Linked DNA regions of Mus musculus: region 1 is linked to region 2. Evidence: chromatin loops called from intact Hi-C (ENCODE). Cell type or tissue: left cerebral cortex. All regions are shown on one strand.

Region 1 (8,000 bases), 190 kb after region 2:
GGAACTTGGGACCCACATGATGGAAGGAGGGAAGTGACACCCAGAGTTGTCCTCTGATCACACAATCACTAAGGCACGCATGACCACACATACAAAAATAAATAAATTTTAAATATTAAACATGCAAACCAAACAATTATTCCAAAGCTGCTTTTTTTTTTTTGGTCAGAATGCTGGGAAATGCACTTCAGGAATGTTTCAGAACTGCTCACATGGCCTGGGGCTGGGCCCGTAGGGTGGCTGATGGCCACTGGAGCCCCAGCCCTGCCTGCTCCCACTCCAGCACTGGGATCACAAGTATGCACCACCCCCACCCCACCCCCCAACTTTAGCTTTTTTGTTGTTGTTATCTGGGAACTGGAGAGGAAACTCAGGCCCTGAGCTTCACAGCTCATTCTCTGCCAGTTTAGCCCCTGCCCCCACACAGGCTCCTCCCCCTGGCCCGTGTTTGTTATGGCTATTAATCTTACAACTCTGTGGTTAAGGCACAATTAAATATTTGCAAGGGCTCCTAAATTAATGACCAAAGAGTTAACAACTGTGACACAAAACAAATCTCTCTTTACAATGAACACACAACACCCCACTCTGTTCTCACGCCAGGCCCTAAAGCGGCTGTTCTACCACTGGACTAGAAACCTGGTTGTAACCTGCAGGTTTTCCTGGTTATGTTTCTAAACCAAAGGCACGTGCTAGTTGCTGTTCCAAAGATCTTCTGGCCCTACTCCAGTGAAGTAACATGTCCTTATACACACCCTGGGCCCCTCTCTACCAGGCTGCGCTGGGAAGCTAAGCGTCCAGAGTCTTCTACAGTACAGTGTACACACTACAGTGCATACAGAGTGAACTAGGTTCTCAGCGCGTACCAACATGCATGCTAGCTAGGCCCCACCGCTCGCTCCCAAGTGGAGCTTGGTGAGGATGAGCCTCTCGTCATGAAAGCTGACCACCTCTGTCTTGTACAATGATGGAAATAAAGCTGCCCATCAACTAGGTAGCAGCTTTCACATTCTCCAGTCACATCTGACTCTGGTCCCTGCAAATTCAACTCTATTAACTCCTAGATATATGGGGGTGGGAAGGAGCACGTTGTTTTTGGATGTGGTGAGCTGGAGCCATTCTGGGTTTGCAGATCTTACCAGTCTACACCACAGTGTAATGGCTATTCCTGGTTGCCAACATGACTCTATCTGGAATGAACCACAATCCAAAGCTGGAGGCCTCACCTGCAATCCAGAGCTTGAGGTTGTTAGATAAAAGTTTCTGACCTGGATCTTGGCATGGAGATCTTGAGGCACAGTGGCCATGAAAAGCTTAGGCCCAGGCAAGGCAGTACATACCTTCAATCCCAGGAGACTAAGGCAAGATCATCTCTGAGTTCAAGGTGGTACACACTTTTAACCTGGGCCACACCTTCTGTTAGAGACCTACAGGAGGACACTGGGAGGAGGAAGATTTGCTTTTTGCCTGCTTGCACTTACTTGCCAGCACATCTGTTGGAACCTACATCTACAGAAGAGCAGCTGAAACAACTAGCCTCATGGGACTGAGCAACTACTAGATCCTTGGACTTCCCACTCACAGCTGACCATTGTTGAGGAGTTGGACTACAGACTGTTTAAGTCATTGTAACAAATCCCTTTACTATATAGACTATCCATAAGTTCTAGAAACCCTGACTAAAAATACACACAGCCCAATGTGCCAGCCCATCCATTCTGTCCACGACTGGCATCAGCTAACAGATAGCTAGTGTTTATGTTTTATGTCACACCTTTCCTGGCCATGGCTGACTTCTAGTAGATGTTGCAGAATGTCAGACTCCCTGCTGTCAGGCTGATGTACCGGCCAAGCAATACCTAACTCATATTACTCTTGTTTGCTAGTTATCTCTCTCTCACACTTTAGGCCGTTGGTCACCTCGTTGCTTTTGCATTTGCTATGTGCTGGGGTTCAAAATGTTTACCAGACACTTGAAAAACAAGTACGAACCACGACGCCTGCCAACAGCTGTGCCTATGAAAATCAGGGAAAGGTGATTCTAGGACCAAGCCTAACACCACAGACTCTACAGCTGAGCTAGGCAGCGCGGCAGAGGGTGTGAATTGAGATCTACTATACATAACGAAACAGAAGATTACAAAGCACGACACAGGCCAGGACTGTGCAAATGAGATGTTACTCCTGGAAGGAATGGCCTACGGAGGGTGCGAGCCAGGCAACTCAATTATTTCTTCTCATGAAAAACAGCGGATCATGATAATGTATGCTTATGAGGTAGAAACGGGGGCAGAGGGGGGGTGTGAGAAGGGGCGGGTCGAAATTTCCCAAGTAACATGCAATAGGCCAAATGGTGATTAAAAAAAAAAACAAAACAAAACTAAGCAAGCAAACAACGACAATAACAACCACCACCTATCCTGTGCTCGACTTTTCTGGAATTTATTACTTGTAGGAGGATTCTACTCTATTCTCAGTAAGATGAGCATAGTTTGCACAATCCTAGAATCCATGACATACCTGCGGTGACGAAAACTAGCTGGTCCCGGAGGGAAAAGCAACACAGAATGCAGTGTGATTACTGGGGCAAACTGAAGGGCCAAACAATGACCTATCCTATAAACAGATTATCTCACTTGTTCACGACTCCCTTCTATTTTGCTTCAACTAACTATTGGCAAGAGCCCCTCTTAGGACTCTGGGTGGAGCGGATTCCGCGGTGGCGTCTGGACCGAATGAATCCCGGTCTCACGCTGTCCCGATCCTCTGGGGCTGACGCCTCCTGGGAGGTTATGCGGAGCCGCGGCGTTCCCTGTGTGACCTTTCTCCGGGAACGCCGTGACCTCGGCGGCAAACTGCCGTCCTCCGCCCCGGCCGCCCGGTGGCAGCGCACACAGCCCGTCCGCCCCATCGAGCTCCGCGCGCGGCCCGCCGGGAGACCCTAGTCCGCGTCCAGGCTCGCTCTGCACCCCGGGCCGCCGCCGCCACCACCTCCCTGCGGACGCCGAGGTGACTCACCAGTGTGAGGGCCGCCCGCGTGGGCTGCAGTTTTCTCTTGCTCACAGCCCGCACGGTGGCGCGGACCAACGACGCCGACATGTCCACGTCGCGGCACCCGCAGCCTCCGGCTGGAGCGTGGGGACTCAACTTCTCTCCATGGACACGGCGGGCACTTTGACGCCACAAGCTCCTGCGCAGGCGCCACAGGCCCCGCCTCCCGTCGCCCGTCCCGCTCCACCATTGGACAGTCCGGGTGAGTGACGGGCCGGGCCGATTGGCCGTCATCACTGACGAGGCAAGGGAGGTGACCTGTGACCTTGCGGGCTTCGCGGTCACTGCGCTAGCGGAAGTGGGATGGCTCCTTCCGTATGGCGTACACTAACGACAGACCCCCCGGAAGTGGGGACACGGCTCTGTGACTCTGGAGCTGCTTCGATAGTAAAGCAAGCGGGTAGACACCATACGACAGGTTTCCAGTTATTGAAATGTCACTCTTGTGTAGCAGTTTGTGTCAAGAAAACTGAGCACGTACGTAGCTACCAGCCTCGCATGGAAGCACGGGCATGGTGGCTCTATCCGAGCCTCTGAGAGCGAGCGCCCTGGGCGCTACGTTAGCATCGGTTCTTGAGTCCCGATCCCGGGCCCCGTGCACATTTGGCTAGCCTTTCCTGCTAGCCGGTCCCATTTGATTAGCTGTGCGCCTGTCACCACGCCTCGGCTTCCTTCGCGGCCCGTGATGACGTAAGAACGGGAGCTCCTTTATCTCGGAGCAGCAGCTGGCCCCGTGCGGGAACTGGGTGGGCGTGGGGAGTACTGAGGGGTTTGCTACCCCTGATCGCCCCCTTATGGTTCCAGGAAGGCCGAGGGAGGGAAATGGATTCGGCCTCAGGTCTAGACGGAAAGAACAAGTGTTTTCTTTTCCAGTGCGATCTCACTGGTCTGACTAGAAGGGGCAGTTTCCCCGTCCGAAATGGGGACTTTGCCATGCTGGAACACTGACAGAGTAAGACAGACATTGTACATTCTGCCTAGACCTGCCCAGGAGCTAAGAAAATGTTCTGACCCTTTCTTCATAGCTTTACAAAGAGTGGGCACACCATGTTTTCAACTCTATTTTTAGTGTCTGAAAACTGTGAACCCCACTCGGTCATTGATCTCTCTCTTGCAAGGATTTTGTTCCACTTGGGAAGATATCCTCTCCTTAAGATAGAAGCCACCTTTGAAGCAAAAGAAAAACAGACTGATTTTTTTTTTTTTTTTTGGTTTTTCGAGACAGGGTTTCTCTGTACACTGAAAACACATCTTTTACATCTTTTACCAGGAAGCTTGCCAAAGCAGTTCACAGTGAGCAAGAGACTGTTAGAAGGTGAAGATCGGGTGTTCAGAACTCCTGCTGTAAAAACTGGATTCTGAGTTTCCGCTGTTTTAGAACAGAACAGGGCATCGGCCCTGGCCCTGCGATCGCTTGCAGAGGAAGCTTTGACTTGGCCATGGCTGCGAGCCTGCTATCTTATCCGCTGAGAAGCGTGCCTCACTTGTCTAATGGTATCAGTATAAGCCATCAAAAACACCAGGCTGCTGGGCAGAATTTTTTTTAAGAATCAAAATGTAGGAAACCTTTTTAAGGCTAGAAGAAAACATGACAATTCTGTTTAATTTTAGGGGTAAGTACACTCCTCTCCCTCAACAACCGACAAAACATCCAAGTAGAAAATAACTACCAGGTATAAAGATTGGCCTGGCTGCGTATTTCTTCTCCGTTCTAGGGGCAGAGGGATAAACAACACTAAGCGCTTTTTCAGTAGGCGTGGCACTGTTCCAGCCAGAAAGCAGCGCTGTCACTTCACAGCCAGAGGCAGGAGGAAAGGAAGCAGGCCAGCAGCTGAGCAGGAGGAAAGGAAGCAGGCCAGCAGCTGAGCCGTCACGTAGCAGGGAGGCCCCGGTTGCACAACCCATGAGTTTGATGGTCACCATTTTTATTTTTTTACCATGATTTCCAATTTCTTAATGATTTCCATTTTGACATGACTCTTTCATAACTAGACTATGACCAGTCTAGTTCACACATATATGCCTCTCGTGAGTCTCCCTCGTTGTGCCAGTGTCCTTAGCAAGCTCTCTCTCTGCCCCCCAGTCTCCTGCTTGCACACCCCAGACCCGGTGCACAGCTATCAAAGGGGAACAGCATGGGCACCCTATTAAGGAGATGTGTACTGTCAGCGCTTTGGTTGACTTTTCTAATGACTCATAAGAAAATAATGTGGATAAAATTACACGTTCAAAGTTCGATTTTATTTCAAAATGATAAATAAACCGGCATAGTTCTGACTCTGTACTATTTCAGAAAGGCTTGTGAAGTTCATTAACAGTTTAGAGAGGGCTCCAGTCAGACCAGAAGGTTGCCAATCAAACTTGTGATTGGCAGAGACAGCAGCCTCTTTGATCTTCAGAGGTTTGTAAAAGCTCTCCACCCTAATTTCTGTGTATCATAAAAAGTAAAAAGCACTTTTATTCTGTCCTTTTCTCCTTTAATTTTTCTTTTTTAAACCAGCAAAAAAGGACTACTTATTTTTATGACTTCATTTTTATGAGCACAACAGTTCTGTCAATTACTTAGAGAAGGAAGCCCTCAAAGATGTGCCAGTGGTGCTGTGGTCGTCCACCGAGGCCCACACTGACAGGTGCTTGCATTCCATGCTATCATTTCTACAATGAGCCATGAAGAATGCTTGTAGACCCTATGTACAGCAGTATAGTCCACATGTCCTTGATGTGCGTCCATACCACGATCCAGGAACAACAGAGAGAATCCCCTCTTGGAAATCAAAAAGGGGATGTGTAGGGAAAGAGGGCTAACTCCTCTGGTGAGCAGCACACTATTTTTAGAGTGCTTTGAAAGAACTAAAATCCATGACGCTGTAGTCATTGAATTCTGGCCCTCATATTTTTCTTTTAAGTTGACTTTCTATTAAAATCTTCAAATCTCTGGAGATTGGTGGTATAGTTAGACTATATTAAAATTTTTCTTTTCCTTATTAACAATTTCATTAAAATTTAAAAAATTACGATGCCCCTCAACTGTTACGTTGAAGCCTGATCTGTGTCACTGTGTCCTGTGCCATGAACCTAATTTCCCAAGTGGCCACGGACACCTGAGTGGCATTTCCAGTGCTGCAGTTCCTTCCCTCATGATTCCTGCTGGGTCCTCTTCACTGAGGCTCTCCCCTGAGTCATATATTTACTGGAAAGGCTACCTAGGAGGGAAAACAAAATCCAACATAAACGAAAAGAATGGTGTTTGAGCAAAGTCACACAATACTTATTGTCAGTTACTGACAGACACGTGTCCCACCACAAAGGGCACTCGTCCTGAGTCGAGCAGTTAGGCTAGGTATAAACAAGTGCACAGCCATCAGAGGCACTGGGCAGTGCTTAGACACTGCTTCCTCAGTGCTGGTAAGGTACAGCCCCGAGGCTGTTCAATGCAGCCACAGGCAGGCACTGAGGCTGGAAGAAACATTTTGAAAGTTCTTTACATAGGATATTCTTTTTGTTTGTAGCTCACAGACTGCAAAGAGATCGCTGGCCAGAAATTAGTACCTCATACCATTACCCTTTAGAAGTCTAGTAATACCTTATGGATGTACAAGGAGAAAATAAAATTCTCTGTACTTAATTAGTAGTGAAGCCATCCACAGCTTACAACATGTACTGTGTTCTGGAGTCTGAGCACATACAAGAGGGAATGAGAGCCCATGTGGCTACTACTGTACAATGAAGGCTCTACTCAAACCAATGGAAGGAATGCAAAGGGTTTAGTAACTGGTACCATGCCAGCTACAGGTTTTAAAAGCAGAATCTCATTGTGAGGCCTTGGATGACTTAAAATTCATTATGTAGCCCAGGCTAGCCTAGAATTGCTTTTTGCCTGCTTCTGAGTGTGGGGATTAAATACTACACCATGACCACCACACCTGGCTTGCACCCATAACTTCTGAGGGGGAGAAGGAAGCTAGCTCCCTTCTTAAACTGTCACTCTTGTCATTTCCAAATGAAGTGTAGAATTAAATGTAAGTAAAAGAAGTCAAAGCGCAGCAGTTGTCCACATTTTCAGAAGCATGGACACAACTTTCCCAAAGCAGCAGCTTTAGCAATGCCCACCACACAAGCTTTCCCTTTATTTCTTTTCAACCAAATGGCCTGACATTTTAAAATTTAGAGACAGTCTAAAAGATTGGTAGCTATCTGCCCCATTTATGTATATTTATATAACTTTATCACTGACTAGAACTTTAAGGCCTATTAAAACAACAACAATAACAACAAAAATCACACCACTACCAAACCATTTTCCCGCCATATGACTGTGTGTATGAAATAGTTTCATGTTTGTGAATGCGAATATGTGTTTGGACACTGTGTGTGTGTGTGTGTGTGTGTGTGTGTACGCATGCACATATGATGGAGTCAGGGCTTGGTACTGGATGGTCCCCCCATAGTCTCCTCCTTATACATGGAGGTGGGTTAGGTAACTATGCAAGTCTGCTCTGGAGCTCCCTCCCTCCACCCCCTATGCGATGGATTCCTAGCAGGCTGCCATGTTACCTAACACTTACATGGATGCTCCGATCCAAACTCTGGTCCTCTTTATACCCACTGAACATCTCCCCAGCCCCACCAATGGCCTTTATGATAATTTAAACAAGTACTACTTGCTGAGACATCAGAGGAATGCACCTGTTAGCCGAGATGGCAAAATCAAAGGTAAGAGCACAGCTGTCCATCAACATGTGCTCATTAAGGAAACTAGAGTGGGTCAGAGACTTAGTCTACAAAGGGGCTCAAGGGAAACTATTTCTACCTACAACACAGACATGGGTCACATGTTAATATGTGACAGCTGTCACTAACTTACTTTCTGAGCTATTTTATTGGCAAGAACAAATCTTAGCAATCTATAATTTTTTCTTGTAGAAAGCAGAATACAGTTTGTAATAAAA
Region 2 (8,000 bases):
TTTACATTGTGCACTGAAGGGAGAAACTACTATTTACTCTCAGTGAAATATTTATTTAAAAGTAAATGATTCCAAGATTTTTAGGCTTACAGGTTTGCCTTGCTAATGTAAATTACTCCTTCAAGGACAAAAGGGTTTTAAAAACTTAGTTTCCAATTTGTGCAACTTCTATTGAACTTTAAAGATGAAATTTGCCTCCTGTTGAAGGAACTCCAGTTTTCTAGGCCTGAGTCTGGCTCCCCTGACTTTGATAGCTTACATTTCTGAGACACAGCCCGGGCTGCTGCGGGATTTGCAGGAGAATGTTGGGCCCTCCCTCAAATCAAACGTGTATAAAAGACTAACTAGCTTTGCAGGAAGAGAAGACTATACCTTCCACATTTCCACTCCATTATTTCAGTAGCTGTGAGCTGATTTTGTTGTTGTTTTGTTTCTTGAGACAAGCTCTCTTTAGTCCTAGCTATCCTGAAATTCATGATGTAGACCAGGCTGGCATAGAACTCACAGAGATCTGCCTGCTTCTGTTGCTTTTGTATGTAAGTACTTGTTAGCTAAGTACTATGATAAATTAATAATAAAACTTTGCTAATTATCTTCTTTCTACTTTTTTTTTTTTTTTTTTTTGAGACAGGATTTCATTGTAGGCACTGGTAGGCCTAGAACTCACTACGTAGACTAGGCTGGCCTAGAACTCACTACGGAGACCAGGCTGGCCTAGAACTCACTATGTAGACCAGGCTGGCCTCCAACTTACACAGCTCCTCCTACCTCCTGTGCCTCCTGTGTGCTGGGATTAAAGATGGGCACAGCCCTCTGGCAAGAGTTGATTTTTTTTTTTTTAACTTACAAATTTTGTGTATTGGGAGGAGTATGTGAGTGTGTGTGCAGATCCCATGGAGGCCAGAAGAGGGCATCAGGTACCTTGGAGCTGGACATACAGGTGGCTCTGAGTACCAAAATGAGTAAATCTATTGGCAGAGAAATGTCAAAACATAAAACGCTCTTCGTGATTGGCTACCCTTTTGAAAGTTGAACAGAGTTCTCCATAGATGCAGTCAGATAGGTAAGGATCAGACAGATCTTCCGTATTTAATTTTTAAAAGATAAAATGACCCATTTATAGCTTTGAAAAGTACCTGTGGTGCTTTGAATAGGAGTGGCCCACGTAGACTCATGTATTTGAGTGCTTGGTCCATAAGGAGTGGCATTGTTAGAGTAAGTGTGTCACTAGTGGGTGAGTTTTGAGGTCTCAGAAGCTAAAGTCCAGGCTCAGTGGCTCTTAGCTTTCCTGCTGCCAGTGCATCAAGATGTAGAACTCTCAGTTACTCTCTAACACCACGTCTGTCAGAGCGCCATCGTGCTTCCCACCGTGATAAATGACTAAACCTCTGAACTGTAAGTTATATATTAATATTAGTTAATTTTATTATTTTATTAATTAAATATTAAATTGATTAAATAAAATTAAGAGTTTAACTTTTCAACTCTATATAAGAGTTGAGGTGGTCATGGTGTCACTTCTCAGCAATAGAAATCCTAAGACGGTTCCATATGACAGGCAAACATGAATTTATATGATGAGGAATTTGGAATAGAGGAAGCCTTGAGTGACTATGTGTTGTAGACCTGGACACAGCCATGTAAAGAACTCTAAGATCTCTAGTTCATGGGACATTGGCAAAGCCAAGTCCGTGTATGGGCCAGGATGAAGAGGGGTGACAAAGTTCTCCTCACGAGTCCAGGTGTGATCATCACTGTGTGCAAATACTAATAACTTCAATAGTCCCACAAGTGTTAAATATTCCCGGAATGTGACTAAGTGAAGTACTAAGCCTCACTCTTGTATGGAGCCAAGAAAACCAGATGAGAAGTAATTTACGATGGAGCTGCAAAACACGGAAAAGAGCGATGCATTTTGGGATTTTGCAGTTCATGAAAGTCGGATTCTTACAACTCTGCAAGTGACAGTGCCTGTCCCTTGCTGGACTTGGTCTCAGGATAGGCCTAGGCAGGAGAATCACAAGTTTGAGGCTAGTCCGTCCTACACAGTCAACCCTTGTCTGAAAGTAAAAAGTAAAAAGACGACGGGAGGTGCAGTGAGTGGTGGGCTCTGCACAGGTGAGGCTGTGCCCAATCACAGTACCCCCAATTACAAAGCGTTACAAGTAAGAACACTGGGGATGGAGTATATTTAGACACCATCATAAAGCCAGGTTATCTATTTATCTATTCAATGTGGAGGAGTGAAAATGTTAATCTCTGTAAAAGACACAAGGGCAGAGGGAATGGGAAGAAGTAGACAGTACAGTTGAAAAGATGGGCAGATAGAGGAGCTGGACAATGGCTACTCCAAAAGGATGGGGTCACTTGCAGGACACACCTGCACCACTGCACATTCGAGAACTCACAGAAGCATCTCTAGAGATGAAGGGCAGGGCGAGGCTAAAGCAGGACTCCATGCTTAAGAAGCATACGATCTGACTTCTTCCCGGTTGTGTGGAGTTCCCTTCTGCCCCCGATCAATCCACTGAGAAGACTGTGAAAGGCGAAGCAAGCAGGGGGAGTTGTCAGCAGGGTGCGGCTTGGATAACAAAAGGATAACAAAGTACCCCATGCAAAAGAGTCCAGCAAAATGTCATAAAGGATTTGAGATTTGTCCTCCCTCAAGTCCCAGATTTCTTCTGCTACTCAACGGCTGGCGGCTGGCAGCTGGCAGATTCTGAGAGCAGGACTCGGTTGCAAAGCTCCAGGGACCTTTTGATGCCTACACTAAAGCTGTGCAGTATCCAGTTTGCACAGCCCATCCAGGAGGGCCTTGGGTTAGAGATGCCACCTCTCTGAAACTAAACCAGCTCATGACAAACAGCCCAGATGAATCCAGTGGTGTCAGCATTTGACAAGTCCCTGCAGGGAACACAATGGCTCCATCTACCATTTGAAAGCCAGCAGTCAGGACTTGAGAGACCTTTACTATGAAAGAGACATAAATACAGTCAGCATAGGATAAACAGAGACTCCACAGCCATGGATCTGGCTAAGGAATGAAAAACATCCAGAAAAATATTTTGAACATGCACAGAATAATGGAGTGATCCTTCCCTAAATAATACAGCAAACATTCAGAAGACATTTACATTGTAATAATCAAGTGATCTAGAGGTGAGAAAGTATATACGAGGGAGTTAGGAATTTATCTTAGTGTAGAACTAAGGCTCTAGGTTAAATTGCCAGGGAAACACACACACACACACACACACACACACACACACACACAGAGCTTTTATGTCCTCTCATTTTATTTTATTATTATTTATTTATTTATTTGTTGTTTTTTTTTTTTCGAGACAGGGTTTCTCTGCATAGCCCTGGCTGTCCTGGAACTCACTTTGTAGACCAGGCTGGCCTCGAATTCAGAAATCCTCCTGCCTCTGCCTTCCAAGTGCTGGGATTAAAGGCGTGTGCCACCACTGCCCGGCTTTATTTTATTTTTTTTAAAGATTTATTATATTTATGGGTGCACTGTAACTGTCTTTAGAGACACAAGAAGAGGGCACCAAACCCCTTTACAGATGGTTGTGAGCCACCATATGGTTGCTGGGAATTGAACTCAGGACCTCTGGAAGAGCAATTGGTGCTCTTAAACACTGAGTCATCTCTCAAGCCCATATATCCTCTTATTTTTTAAAAAGATCTATTTATGTGTCTACTTGAGTGTACAGCACCCGTATGCCAGTGCACTTCTGGACCACACTTACAGGTAGCTGTGCTACCTCCAGTGGGTCCTGGGAATGGAACTTAAGTTCTGTGGAAGAACAGGAAGCACTCTTAACCTATGATCCATCTCTACAGCCGCCCCCTCCATGAATCTTTATCAAATTAGTGTTTGTCACGCCCTTATACACAATATTGAACAAATCAGATGAACCCTGTTCACATTTTTCTAGGTTTCTTCTGGAGTCTCAAAAGGTCATTAAACCAGTTTGTGCGATTTCTTTACTCATTCTCCTCTTCTAAGGAGAACTAACTACATGCCTTACGTTTTTAGGGCAATTTAAACGAAAACAAAGTTCTTGTCCTCAGGAAATACACTCCATGGGGGAAACAATTTTTAAAAAATTTAAACAATCAACATGAAGTCCGAGGATACAGCCCAATGACAGATTGCTTGTGTACTCTTACTGAGTGTTAGCTCTCAACCCTGGGACAAATGCTAACGGAGATACCTATTTAACATGTATAGGCGGAACGGAACGTTCTCCTAGAATCCCAGTCTCTACCTGGTAGAAGCTATGGCTGGCATACCCGGCCCCCTTACTCCAGCACAGGGGCTGGGCTGCACTGCCCCCCAGCTGCCTTCGCAGACATTTTGGTTACCTGGTTCTTCTCTTACCCCTTCCCCTGGCCCCTTGGTCTCCCCGCTCTCCTCTCTGCTCTCCTCCCGTGAGCCGGCTCAGGGTCACATTCCCTCTGGACCCTTCTGGATGTCTGACTCTGGCTATGCTCTCCTTCATACCTACACTCAACCTTCTCCTCCACCATACTTAGAAGCAGTCGTGTCCTTTTTAAATATTTTTATTTTTTCATTAATTAAAGGACCTGGGTTCCTTTCCAAACACCACCCACATCCACACCCAATCTACTTTATGTCAGGATTATTAAGATAAAACTAAAACATCTGAGTTTGGAAGAAACGTGCTAGCAAGCTCGATGTAAATGTCTTATTTTTCTTTCCTTTACAAAGTGCTTGCGCGCTGAATGCAAGACATAATAAATAAGGTCAGTTTGCACAACCACAAAACAGCAATACGGCCGGCAGCTGGCCCCTCCCCGGAAGCCCTACCCCTCCCCTTCACCCTTGAGTCACCTTAAAGAGTTTCCCAGGAAGCACTCCAGGCTCCGCCTCTCTCTGGGTTCCGCCCACGGCCGGGTCTCGGCCGGAGGGGAGGAAAATGGTGCATGGTTTCCGGTCTCGCGATGTGCTATAATCCCGCGAGAAGAGAGGATGCGCGCCTACCCGGATGCGGCGGCCTAGGTGAGGGAGGGGGCGTGGTCGGTGCGCGGAGTCCCGAAAGTCGGGAGCCGGGAGCGCGCGCCCAGGGCGTACGCATGCGTGCACGCGGCCGGCGGGGCGGGGCTGCGAGGGGAGGGGGCGGCGGCGGCGACGGTATTGTCGGTGTCGTTATCTCCGTGGCGCGGACGGTGCGTTTTGACGCGGGTGGTCGTGGGAAAGTATCCGGGGTGGCCCAAGTGGGGCCGGTACGACCCCGAAGTCCGCCGTGGCGGATCTCAGGGAGTGGGCACCGGCGGCCGGTTCCTCGCCGCGCCTCGGGTCGGAGCCGAGGGCGCGCGCCGGGAGGCCGGGCTGTGCCCGTGTCGCCCGGGCGACGAGGGCCGCCTGCTGCCGGTTCCCCGCGTGGACCGGTCTCCGCCTCGATCTCGGTCTCAGTGGCGCTCGGCCCGCGGTGGGCCAGGGTCTCTGCGGAGGCGCCTGCAGGGCGAGGCAAGGCCCTGGTCTTGCGAAGCCCGCCAGGTGAAGGATGCTCGGTCGCTGCCGAGCTTTGAGGGTGGCTCTGATTCCCGGAGGCCGGGCTTGACAGCCGGCGTCTCCGGACTTGTAGTCTTGGGCTGGGATGCTTGAAGATCTCTGGAGGGATTGGAAGAAGTTGTGAGTCCTGGCAAGTGCGAATCAGTGCGGGAGCAGCAGCCCGGTTTATGTGAGGTCAGGTTGCTCAAAGCTAGGTGGTTGGGTTTTGTTTGTTTGTTTTTGCAGAATTCAAAGGCGTTCTGCCTGCAGAGTTTTGGAAGTCTTTCACCCAACACTTGGGGCAGTTTTGCAGCTCCTGTGCCTGCCAAAGCTATATTCCCAGCCTCACACCAATGTTCCCTTTGCAGGCATCATGGTTATGAAAGCTACTGTAGACGACGATGCTTCGGGATGGGAGCTCGGGGTCCCGGAAAAAATGGAAAAAAGTAGCACAAGCTGGGTGGACATAACCCAGGATTTTGAAGATGCTTGTCGAGGTGAGTTTTGAATTTGGGGGCTTTTTGGTTCAAAGCCTGGGGCAGGATACATGAGGTTTTCTCAACTTTGACTTAAAAAAAGAAAGAAAGAAAGAATAAGAAAAAAAAGAAAGACAACCTTGTGATTTTTTTTTTTTTTTTTTTTTTACTCAGATTTGTCGTTTTGTTTTTGAGAACGTGTCCTGTAGCCCAGGCTGACAATGTTCTTGTTGTGGAGATGACCTTGAGTTTCCTGCTCCTCTTGGATATTGAGATTACAAGCCTGGAGTATGATGTCAGGCTCAGTGTTGATAACCATACATTACTCTGCTCTTTGCTTTTTTACTTTTGGTCTAAAGCAAATGTATATCGGGTAAAACTTTAAATACGGATGTTGGCGATTTTTTTAAAGAGAGATTTTTCTTTCTGTATTTGTACATATGTGTGAGGGTGCTCACACTTGAGTGCATGTGGATGGCAGAATAAGGCGTTGGATCCCTTGGAGATGGAGTTATAGGCCTTTTCAGGAATCCTGGCTTATGCTGGGGTTTGAACTCTGGTTCTCATGATTGTGTACCAAATGCTCTTTCCGGCTCCTTGACAGTTTTCTCCTAAAGTTTCCTAACTTCAACAGGTTAGATAATCAGTCCGTGATAGCAGTGCCTACCTGTACACACACTTAACTGGGCACAAGAATTTTTGCGTATTTGAGATTTAAAAATGACCGTGTCCTATTGTTCTCTTTAAGATCCTCTGGTGACTTCCCAGGCTTCTCCGGCATGGTTTCCTAAGTTCTGGGCTGTTTCCTCCCATTGCCCTGTCCTTCCCACTCTTATCCCAGTGAATACCAAGGTGCCTTGCCTGGCTCTGTGAACTGTGTTCCCTGCACCTTGAGTTACTTTGTATCAGACCACTGTGTATGGCTTTTGCACATCTTATGTATCTTTCCTGGTGAAGGCTCACAAGGGCACCTGTAAGCAGATAACCTGTAAACAGATAGGCTAAAGGGCATCTTAATTGAGCCACCCTGTTTATCACCAGGATTGTAGGTGTTTGTGCTTTATTTACCCTGATAGGAGCTTGATAGTGGCAGAGATCGTGGGTATAACTGTAGAATATAGAGCTGTGTATGGCACATAGTAGGGCCACAGTGTTTGGTAATAACTAGATTTAGTGGCATGTACTAGTAGTGCCATTAGTAGTCTTAGCTACTTGGGTGTTTGAGTCAGGATCACTTGAAGCTGAGAAGTGCAAGACTGTTGTGAGCGGTGTAGACTTCCCTCTGTAAGAACACTCTTCCCTCCCCAGCAGCAAGTGTTTAGAGTGACACACATGAGTGTGTGCAGTCTAAGGGACAGACTGGAGGACGAGAGGAAGGAGTCAGCAGTGAGAGAGCTTGGACTGAGAGAGGATGGGTTCAAGGCCGGGTACTGAGTAAAGGCATAGGATGAGTGGTGCTGGGGTCGGGAAAGTGAGCCGAGAGACTGGGTAAGGTGGTGCAGATAAGGGAGAGTGGGAAGCTTGGGTGGTTAGGTGTTCCTTCCTGACCCATGTGCTTGCCAGCCAGGTCTTTGGTAGTAACAAGGTGGTTTTGAAGGAGAGGAGTGAAGACTGGGTGCAGCACCAGGTAGAAAGGAAGCCAGCCGGGGCTAGAAACCATGTGCCTTCTGTCCCTTTGATGGTTCAAACTACATGTCCACTTCAAGTTTGTCTCAGTGAGAAAGTAGAAGAACCCTGGACTAAGTCTCCCCTGTAAGTCTACTGCTCTATGTCTACCAGGAGGAGAGCTGTGTTATATGGCAGGTTTTATGCTCAGATGTTGGGGTGACTAAATGGTTCACATCTGTCATTGTGTTCTTTTTTTCTTAAAGTCATCTCTGTTGGACAGCTGGCGTCATGAGCCTTAAGTGGGAAAGGGTGAAGTTGTGTCTTAAAGGAAAAGTCTCATTTCTGTAAGTGAAGGTGAGGACAAGACCCTAGAGTGAGCTAAACTGAATTGC

The links. Hi-C counts contacts between places; a loop is a spot of excess contacts. Peaks named below come from ENCODE experiments on the same cell type or tissue, not always from the same donor. Only the 100,000 strongest peaks of a DNase experiment are listed, where the experiment ranks them.
Region 1: a loop joins it to region 2, with 2.6 times the contacts of the local background. A loop is called at or near these places in 3 of 42 quality-filtered maps.

What each region holds. Positions count from the first base shown.
Region 1 is chr13:59,766,606-59,774,605 of GRCm38, forward strand. It overlaps Isca1 (iron-sulfur cluster assembly 1), which reads right to left and starts at 3,184. Exons shown (of 4, transcript NM_026921.4): 1 at 3,019-3,184. The coding sequence starts at 3,099. It overlaps Tut7 (terminal uridylyl transferase 7), which reads right to left. Exons shown (of 27, transcript NM_001373962.1): 27 at 5,271-6,254. The coding sequence ends at 6,187. It overlaps Etohd2 (ethanol decreased 2), which reads left to right and starts at 3,361. Exons shown (of 2, transcript NR_015349.3): 1 at 3,361-3,741; 2 at 4,322-7,075. In left cerebral cortex, CTCF peaks have their summits at 2,922 (motif pointing right) and 3,841; DNase peaks (open chromatin) are centred at 2,108, 2,751, 3,263, 3,706 and 2 more places; H3K4me3 peaks cover 3,416 bases; H3K27ac peaks cover 3,359 bases.
Region 2 is chr13:59,580,261-59,588,260 of GRCm38, forward strand. Naa35 (N(alpha)-acetyltransferase 35, NatC auxiliary subunit) reads left to right here and starts at 5,073. Exons shown (of 23, transcript NM_030153.2): 1 at 5,073-5,199; 2 at 5,893-6,021. The coding sequence starts at 5,898. It overlaps A230056J06Rik (RIKEN cDNA A230056J06 gene), which reads right to left and starts at 4,963. Exons shown (of 2, transcript NR_045633.1): 1 at 4,865-4,963; 2 at 1-2,970. In left cerebral cortex, a CTCF peak has its summit at 4,339; DNase peaks (open chromatin) are centred at 4,330, 4,968 and 5,606; H3K4me3 peaks cover 2,368 bases; H3K27ac peaks cover 1,533 bases.